2 separate regions of the Homo sapiens genome follow, and region 1 is linked to region 2. Evidence: chromatin loops called from intact Hi-C (ENCODE). Cell type or tissue: IMR-90. All regions are shown on one strand.

Evidence for each region. A loop is a pair of places that touch in the nucleus more often than their neighbours do. Peaks named below come from ENCODE experiments on the same cell type or tissue, not always from the same donor. Only the 100,000 strongest peaks of a DNase experiment are listed, where the experiment ranks them.
Region 1: it touches region 2 in a loop (2.6-fold over the local background); 1 of 110 quality-filtered maps calls a loop at or near these places.

Annotation. Positions count from the first base shown.
Region 1 is chr2:1,049,401-1,053,400 of GRCh38, forward strand. All of the region lies in intron 1 of SNTG2 (syntrophin gamma 2), which reads left to right. Among named protein-coding and RNA genes, the nearest start is that of SNTG2-AS1, 100 kb to the left of the region's middle. In IMR-90, a CTCF peak has its summit at 1,883; DNase peaks (open chromatin) are centred at 481 and 3,701; H3K27ac peaks cover 313 bases.
Region 2 is chr2:692,292-696,291 of GRCh38, forward strand. No RefSeq gene overlaps it. Among named protein-coding and RNA genes, the nearest start is that of TMEM18, 17 kb to the left of the region's middle. In IMR-90, no CTCF peak of the experiment used is centred here; a DNase peak (open chromatin) is centred at 2,070.

The sequences.
Region 1 (4,000 bases), 360 kb after region 2:
GACTCGCACAATATGGAGCCTTTACAGACTGGCTCTTTCCCTTACTAACATGAATTTAAGCTTTCTTTGTGTCTTTATGTGGCTTGCCTTCTCCTTTTGTTTTAATGCTAAATCGTATTGTCTGGATAAATCACTGTTTCTTCATTCACCTTCATATTGGTTGATTCCAAGTTTTTGCAATTATGAATAAAGCTGCTATAAACATTTCTGTGCAGGCTTTTGTGTGGACATGTTTTCAGCTCCTTTGGGTAAATAGCAAAAAGCATGCCTGCTGGATGATATGGTGAAACTATGTTTAGTTTTGTGAGAGACTGCCACACTGTCTTCCAACATGGCTGTACCATTTTGCATTCTCACCAGCAATGAATGAGAGTTCCTGTTGCTCTACATCTTCACCGGCATTTGGTATTGTCAGTGTTTTGAATTCCAGCCCTTCTAATTGGTGTGTGCTAGAATCCCATTGCTGTTTTAACTGGCAGTTCTCCAGTGACATGTTATTGAATATCTTCCCATATGCTTATCTGCCATCTGTATGAATCATTTGATGAGAAATCTATTCAGATCTTTGCAGACTTTGAAATTTGATTGTGTTATTCTCTTTTTTTCAGTTGCCTACTTGGATCCTTGCCAGTGTTTCTCCTGGGTTGTTTTTTGTTTTTATTTTTACCGATTTAGGAGTTCTTTACATGTTATATGTATGAGTCTTTATCAAACATATGAGACACAAAGATCTGTCACTCTATGGGTTCCCTTTTACTCTCTTGGTAATATTCACTGAACAGAATTTTTTTCCTTTTAATGTAGACTTAGTTTATCAATTGCTAATTTACAATTACAACTTTTCCCCTTCTTTTCAATAAATCTTTACTCCAGAGTCATGAAATTAGTTTCATTTGTTTTCTTTTAAACACTTTATTGATTTACCTTTTAAATTTAGATCAAAATTCCAGCTAGAGTTTTTTCTTCTGTATGCTCTGAATTAGGGTTCAAAGTTTGTTTCCTTCCTATTTATTGTAGAGATTATTCTTTCCAAACTTCACTGCAATACCACATTTATCACAAATGTGGAGTTGCATATGTGGATTTTTTTTTTGACTTTGTATTCTCTGTACTCCATTGGGCTATTTTCCTTGAGCAAATTTTCTATTGATTGAATTGCTCTAAGTTTATAATAGTTCCTGATATCTGGCAATATGAATCTTAAACTTTGTTTTCTTCCAGGATTTCCTTGACTATAGTTGGCCCTTTGCATTTCCATTTAAAATTTAGAGCCCCTTTATGAATTTTTATGACTTATTCTAGGATTATTATTAAACAGCTTCCAATAACAATTATTGTTTTGAATATGTAGATTACTTAGGGGAGAAGTGACAACTTGAAAATAATTCATCAAATCCATAAACAAGATCTAGTCTGTAATTCATTTAGGTCTTCTTAAATTCCTCCCAATAATGTTTTGTAATTTTTATCACAGAAATTTTGCACATCTTTCATTAGATTTATTTCTAGATATGTTTAATGCTACTGTAAATTGCATGTTTTTATTTCAACTATTTTTTGTTGCTGATATGTTGAGACACTAAAAATATTGACATAATAAACTGATATTTTTATTAATTTCAAAGATTAATTGCTTATCTGTTTTCATATCACATGCGTAGATACTTTTGGATTATCTCCATGCTCAATAATATCATCTATGAAAAATGCTGGTTTTATTTTTTCAATGTTTACACATTTCCTTCCTCCCTCCCTCTCCCCCTTTCTTCCTCCCTCCCTCCTTCCTTTCCTCCCTTCCTCCCTTCCTCCCTTCCTTCCTGTTTGCTTTATGATTGTATTGGCTGGGAGCTGCAGTACCATGCCGTATTGAAGTGGTGCTGTTGAGCACCCTTTGCTCATTCCTTTTCTCAGGAATTTTCAAGCTTTACGCTGAGTATGACATGTGCTGTAAGTCTTTTGTAGACGTCTCTAACCAGTTATGGAAGCTCTCTTATTAAAAGGCTTTAGGTAACAACATTTGTCAACACTTTTTTGAGATTAATCAATGATCATATAAGTTCTTTGCTCATATGGTATGGTTGCCAGCCTGGAGGAAGGCACCTGGTATTCACTCCCCTGTGCAACCCATCTGATTTGTACTCGGGGCAGCTTCTGTTGTCATGGTGTATGGCATATCTGATGATCTGCCATTCCTGATACTGGGCTATAAAGTCTGCAGTTTCTGTGCTGGGGGCAAGCATTTTTCCTCCTGGATCATTCTTTCCAGTATATGCCATGTTGTGAACTATCATTGGAGAGGCCCACGTGGCAAAACACTAAAGCCTCCGGCAGCCACCACAGGAGCGATCTGGAAGCAGATCTGCTGGCCACACCTGAGCCTTCAAAGACGGCAGCACCCCCAGCAGCTGGGCTGCAGTCTCTGCAGGACCCGGAGCCAGAAGCACTCAGCTGGGCTCTCACAGAATCCTGACATTCAGAGGCTGTTGGTTGTTGGATATTTTATTACACAACATTAGAGAACTCTTCCATGTTATGAATTACGCTGATTTTCAAATGGTAAACTACCCTTACATTTTTTATTGTAGTTGCTTTAAAAGTATTTTGCTTTTTATATTTTTTGGATTAGATTTCATAATATTTTATTTAGGATTTTTTTTATTTATATTCATGGGGGTAATTGATAAGTAATTTTACTTTATTATAACCTTCTTGTTAGGTTCTGGTCTGCAGCTTAGGTTGGTTGTATAAATGAGTTTACTGGTAGTCATTGTTTTTCTATTCTGTGGAAAAGTTTGTATAGTATCCATGTTATTTATGAAATATTTAGAGGAATTCACTGGGCCCAGAGCTTACTTTGTGAAATAATTTTAATACTAAGTTCAACTTTTAAGTTACGTACAGGAATATTTATATTTTTATTTAATATTATATCTGTTTTAGCAAATTGCATGTTTTAAAGAGTTCATCCTTTGTACACAAATCACAAACTGTAAGGTAAAACATTCTTGCTATTTTCTTGTGTGCTTTTCATATCTGCGGGACTCATAGTGGCTTCCCCCTTTCCTCATCTGGCTGCTTCTGTGTGTTCTCTCCTTATTTCTCACTTCTTCCAGAGAACTGTTCTTTGGCTTTGTTCATTAGTTGATTTGTCTTCTGTTTCATGTATTTCTGCTCTTATTTCCTTTATTCTCTTTCCTTTTTCTTGCTTTGCTTTTGGAAACTGAAATCAGAGGTCTCTAAAGTGTTTTGAAAGCCACATGGTACCTTAGGATCACTGGCCATGTCGTCCTTTATAGACAATTCTGCCATCCTTTCGTGGAAGCAGGTGAAGGGCCGTGGCTGTGTTCCAATAAAACTTGATTTACAGACACAGGCGGTGGACCTGAATGCTGGGTGGCCTACCCTGGGATGAGGTCGCTGATTTTCACCTTTAGTTTCTGCATGCATTCCAGCTGTAAGTTATTCAGTTGCAGCTGCACTTCACAGGTTTTGAAAGTCGTAAGCTCACAATCTGTTCAAAACACGTTCCAGTTTCCACTGCGAGTCCCCTCCTGGATCTGTGGTGATTTGTGAGTATGTTGCTAAACTTTTCAGGAGCGGAGATTTTCTGTTATCTTTTTCTGGTAGTTTTCCATTGCCACATATGTGAAAATAACATACTCTGACTTCAGTCCTTTGAGATTTTTGAGGTTTTCTTTATGACCCTGCGTTTTGTCCACGTAGGAAGGAGGGTGTTCTGCTGTTGCTGAGCACAGTGTTCAACAGACATCAGTCAGCTTCCATTCCTTCACTGTGCTTTTCAGATCAGTGCAATGCTGATTTGTTCATGCTTCTAAAATGTAGGTAAGCAGGCTTATTTTTAATTCCTGAGTTTTTCATTATATGCTATGATTCTAGAAATGCATTAAAAGTTTTTTTTATTGAAGATGAAAGTTATTTTGGCAAAAATATCAATTTTACATTACTGAAAACTTTAATAACATATAATTTTGTTGTTTCT
Region 2 (4,000 bases):
TGGTCACCTGGGCCCCCTATTAGCCCCTTTGTTCTGTGGGCCCTGAAGTGCTTAGAACTGCACAGTGGCTGGGGACCATCTCAATCTCTAGCCCCCGGAACCATTTCTGTGCCTGGTGGGAGCATTTCTCCCTGGTGTCGTCTTGCTGAGGGTAATTTATATTGGCTGTGGAAACAGAGAAAGACCGGGGTCTCAGTGGCGTCATGCCTTTTCTGGCTCATGACACATCCAGTCTGGGTCTGCCTGGCCTCCCGAGGTTCTCACGGCTGTCTCTATAGGAGGAAGAGGGCTGGGAGATGGTACAGAAAGTGGAAAGGGCCTGGCCTAACACTGTCTACACCACTTCTGCCCACGTTCCATGGTTCAGAACCTCCCCACACAGCCCCTGTGCCATGACCCTCCTGACACCACGGCCTCTGGGGCCTGCGGCACCGGCTGGCGGGAAAATACCACCCGGAGTCACAGGTGTGCAATATTGCCCTCTCAACTACCGAGGCTGGTAGTGTGAGCCAAGTGCAGCCTGCCAGGCCGGGTGGGCGAAAAGAGCTCAGCAGGCCAGAGCAAAACTCAGGCAAAGGCCCCACCAGCCACAGAGGTTTCCAGCCAGAAAAACGACACCCCCGCAATCCCATAACAGTATCTGAGAAGATTCAGCTGGACACCTACACACTGTGCCCTGTAGGCAGTGGCTCCTCCCACCTCCCACACTTACCCCAGGCAGCGGCTCCTCCAGCCTCCCACACTTACCAGGAGCCCAGCAAGCTCTTCCTTAGGCTGAAGCCATCCTGACTCAAATCTGCAAGAGACTCGGGTATCTTGAGGGTGCTAAATCAAGTTTAGCCTAAAGCTGCCTCCTTACATATTTTAAGTTCGGCCTAAAGGTTTTTCTGCACATCATGAACCATAACAAGGAGAGGTGTAAGTAGACCGTAGCCTACACTTGTGCCAGTCACTGAGTTTCGGCCAATCAAACATAGCCAACTGTTCAAACTGTGTTCAAATAAGGCAAATGCTGAGCCATAACCAATCCAATGTCCCTTCAATGTCCATAAATCTTCTTCCAACCAAATGGTTGTGCTGGAGCCTCTGAACCTACTCTGACTCAGAAGGCAGACTGATTCGCAATTCATTCATTGCTCAAAGACTTTTAAATTTAATTTGGCTGAAGTTTTTATTTTATCAAGGGTTACCCCACAGCAAGAGCCCCTACAGAAGCCCGCACGTCATGCTTGCCATCCGCCTTCCTTCTCTCTCAACAAAGAAGGAGACCAGGATTTGGAATAGTGGAACCCAATTTTTTAAAAGTCGACAACTCCTGGAAGCCACTGTAGCGACTCGGAATCAACATTCTCAGGTAAGAAGCTCCGAGATTTAAGAGCGTGCTCTGCCCCCGTGATTTCTTGTGGAGGACTCCATCCCAGCACATCTGTATATATCCCATAATAATAGCTGACTTGTCCTGCATCTCACTTTCATTATGAGAAAAATCATAGTTACAGAGTCACATATTTTTAACCACATCAGGAGATGACCTCATCAGTAAATAGAAAGGGGTTATACGTAAGAAATGGGAATTTGTATGTGAGATTGGGTGCATGAAGATCACTGACTTTATGACAAAGGAAAGTCTGGAATTAGGTATTTACAGGGTTCTTTCTTTTATTATGAAATTACACTTCTTTGTCGAAGTTTGCTTTCAAGGGCTTGGTCCTGGCTGTAGAAAACACATTAAAAAGACACAAAACTTGCTCCCTTTATTTTCCGTCCAAATGCCTTCTTGGTCTTTGAATTAGACCTAACAAAATTGTAATGATTTCATTAATGAAAGGATAGAAATAAACCAGAAAGCCTGGGTTTATTTCTATCCTGCTCCTAGAGAAGATGATTATTCCATGTGTGTTTTGTTCTGGGCTTTTAAATGTACCATCTTATCAGGAGATTGCTAACATGACAAGTATTTTAAAAATAAACAAAACCATTTCATAAAATGTAACAGACCATAAACATACTCCACATTGTGTCTAATAGTTTGCTGTTTTAAAGCATGTGTGTTAAGGAATTACTGGTTTACTCCACTCTCTTCCATTGGCTGACAGAGAATATGCTGACTTTGTTTTTCTGTGCAAGATGTTTAACGTAGTGTGTAATAATACCGACCTCCACAAGAGAACCTAAACAAATAAACCTAAGGAAGTTAAAACTTCTCTCTCTTGATTTTGAAGTTCTCTTTCCCATATAACTTATAGAAGCATATTTTTATTTCCTTTACCTCTACAAATTTACAGTAAGCTCAATTTCATTATTTTAAGAGTTCAGGCCCTCTAATAATATCTCCTCCACACAACCACGCAGAGCATTTATTCAAAAGGCTGCATAAAGCTGTTTTGTGAAAGCTTTAGCTGACAAATATCCTGAAATCACCATCTTCCATTTCCTGCTGGAGGGCTATGCTTTTCTCCTGCAGTTCGGTGAGACATCCTTCTCTCTGCAGCCTCCTCCGTTTACTTTACAGGAGGGTCCAGGCTTCCTTTTCTTCAATAATCTATTATGCCTTACTTCATAGTGGTATTCAAATTGTTCATTCAATAGTAGTATTTTAAATTTTATTTTGCTTGTATATTTGCCTTTCACTAAAGAATATAAATGAAACAGACTTTTATATATCTATTTTAAATTTACTCTGGCATAGAAAAGAAAGTTAATTTAGAATTTCGGCAGGTCCTTAATGCCAGCTTTTCCCTCTTGCCAGGCTCACATTTCTAACGTAGTTCCCTTTTTTACCCGTTGGAAATCTATCACAAAAACACCCATGCTGTTTTTATAAAGACTTATTTTTCCTGGCTTTATTTCCTACCACAATCAGAAGAAACACGGAGACTCTAGCTGTCTAAAAACCTGGGTCCTCGTTAGAACTTTCTGTTGCCAAGGGCAGGCTTCTCTTAGTTGCTTGCTGAGCAGAAATGCCACCTTCCCACTGGGCTCCATGCCAGCTCTGGTGGCCTAGGAAGAAGGGGAGAGAAAGCTGCCAGGAACAGGCTACAAGATTCCTCCAAAGACCTTGATGTCCAGGTTAGGAAACCATGTGTTCCTATGACTTCCCATATAAACAGGATAAATGTTTGTTATCCATGTGGCTGGGGCTTGTGTTCCAGGAGTGAGATTCAAGTTGCTTAGCGCTTCCTAGAAAAGTGTTGGTCTGTTAGAAACAGGCATGAGAAGCCTGGTAATTACCAGCACTGCTGATCACACTGGAGGAAAGAAAAAACTATCTTCATCTTAAGTGGGATTTCCAAAGCAAGCATGAGGAGTTCCTTATTAGAGCCATAATAGCTTCAGAGATGATACATTTATTCCCAGGAAATGTATCAGACATGCATCTTCCACCTTCTGTACATTATAAACTTTGCAGAAAATAGCTAGTTGACTCAAATTGATGAAATGATCATTTTTTAATTTATTACACTGTGACAGCTGTACATATTTCTCATTTGCTTAAAGTTAATTTGATCCAGAAATTATTGATCAACATAAAGCTTATTTAGAAGATAATTTTATATGTTGATATTCCTTAATAAATATTTTCAAAACTCAACAAAGGTATTGGCACCTTACATTCTGCATACAAAATTACAGTATGCTTTACAAGTGAAAATAAAAATAGAATATTATGCCAGAAATAAAAAGACTTTTAAATTATTAATTTAACTATTGATACACCCCTACAAACTGAACTTTTAAACTTTAATGTACTGTCTAGATTTAAGTTGGTATCGTCTTACATGTTAAAAAATAATTGTGCTTATCAAACATTGATTATGAAACTACTTTCTCCTCAAACTTTTTTAAAATTTGGGAACATAATTTAATCTTGGTTTATCACATCCGTTGTTTCAAAAATCACATTAGTTTTAGAAAAAAGGGTACTATGAACCAGAGGGAATAAAACTGTAAAGAAAAAATTAAGAGAGAGGGTAGAGAGCCATAAACTGTTGTTCAAATC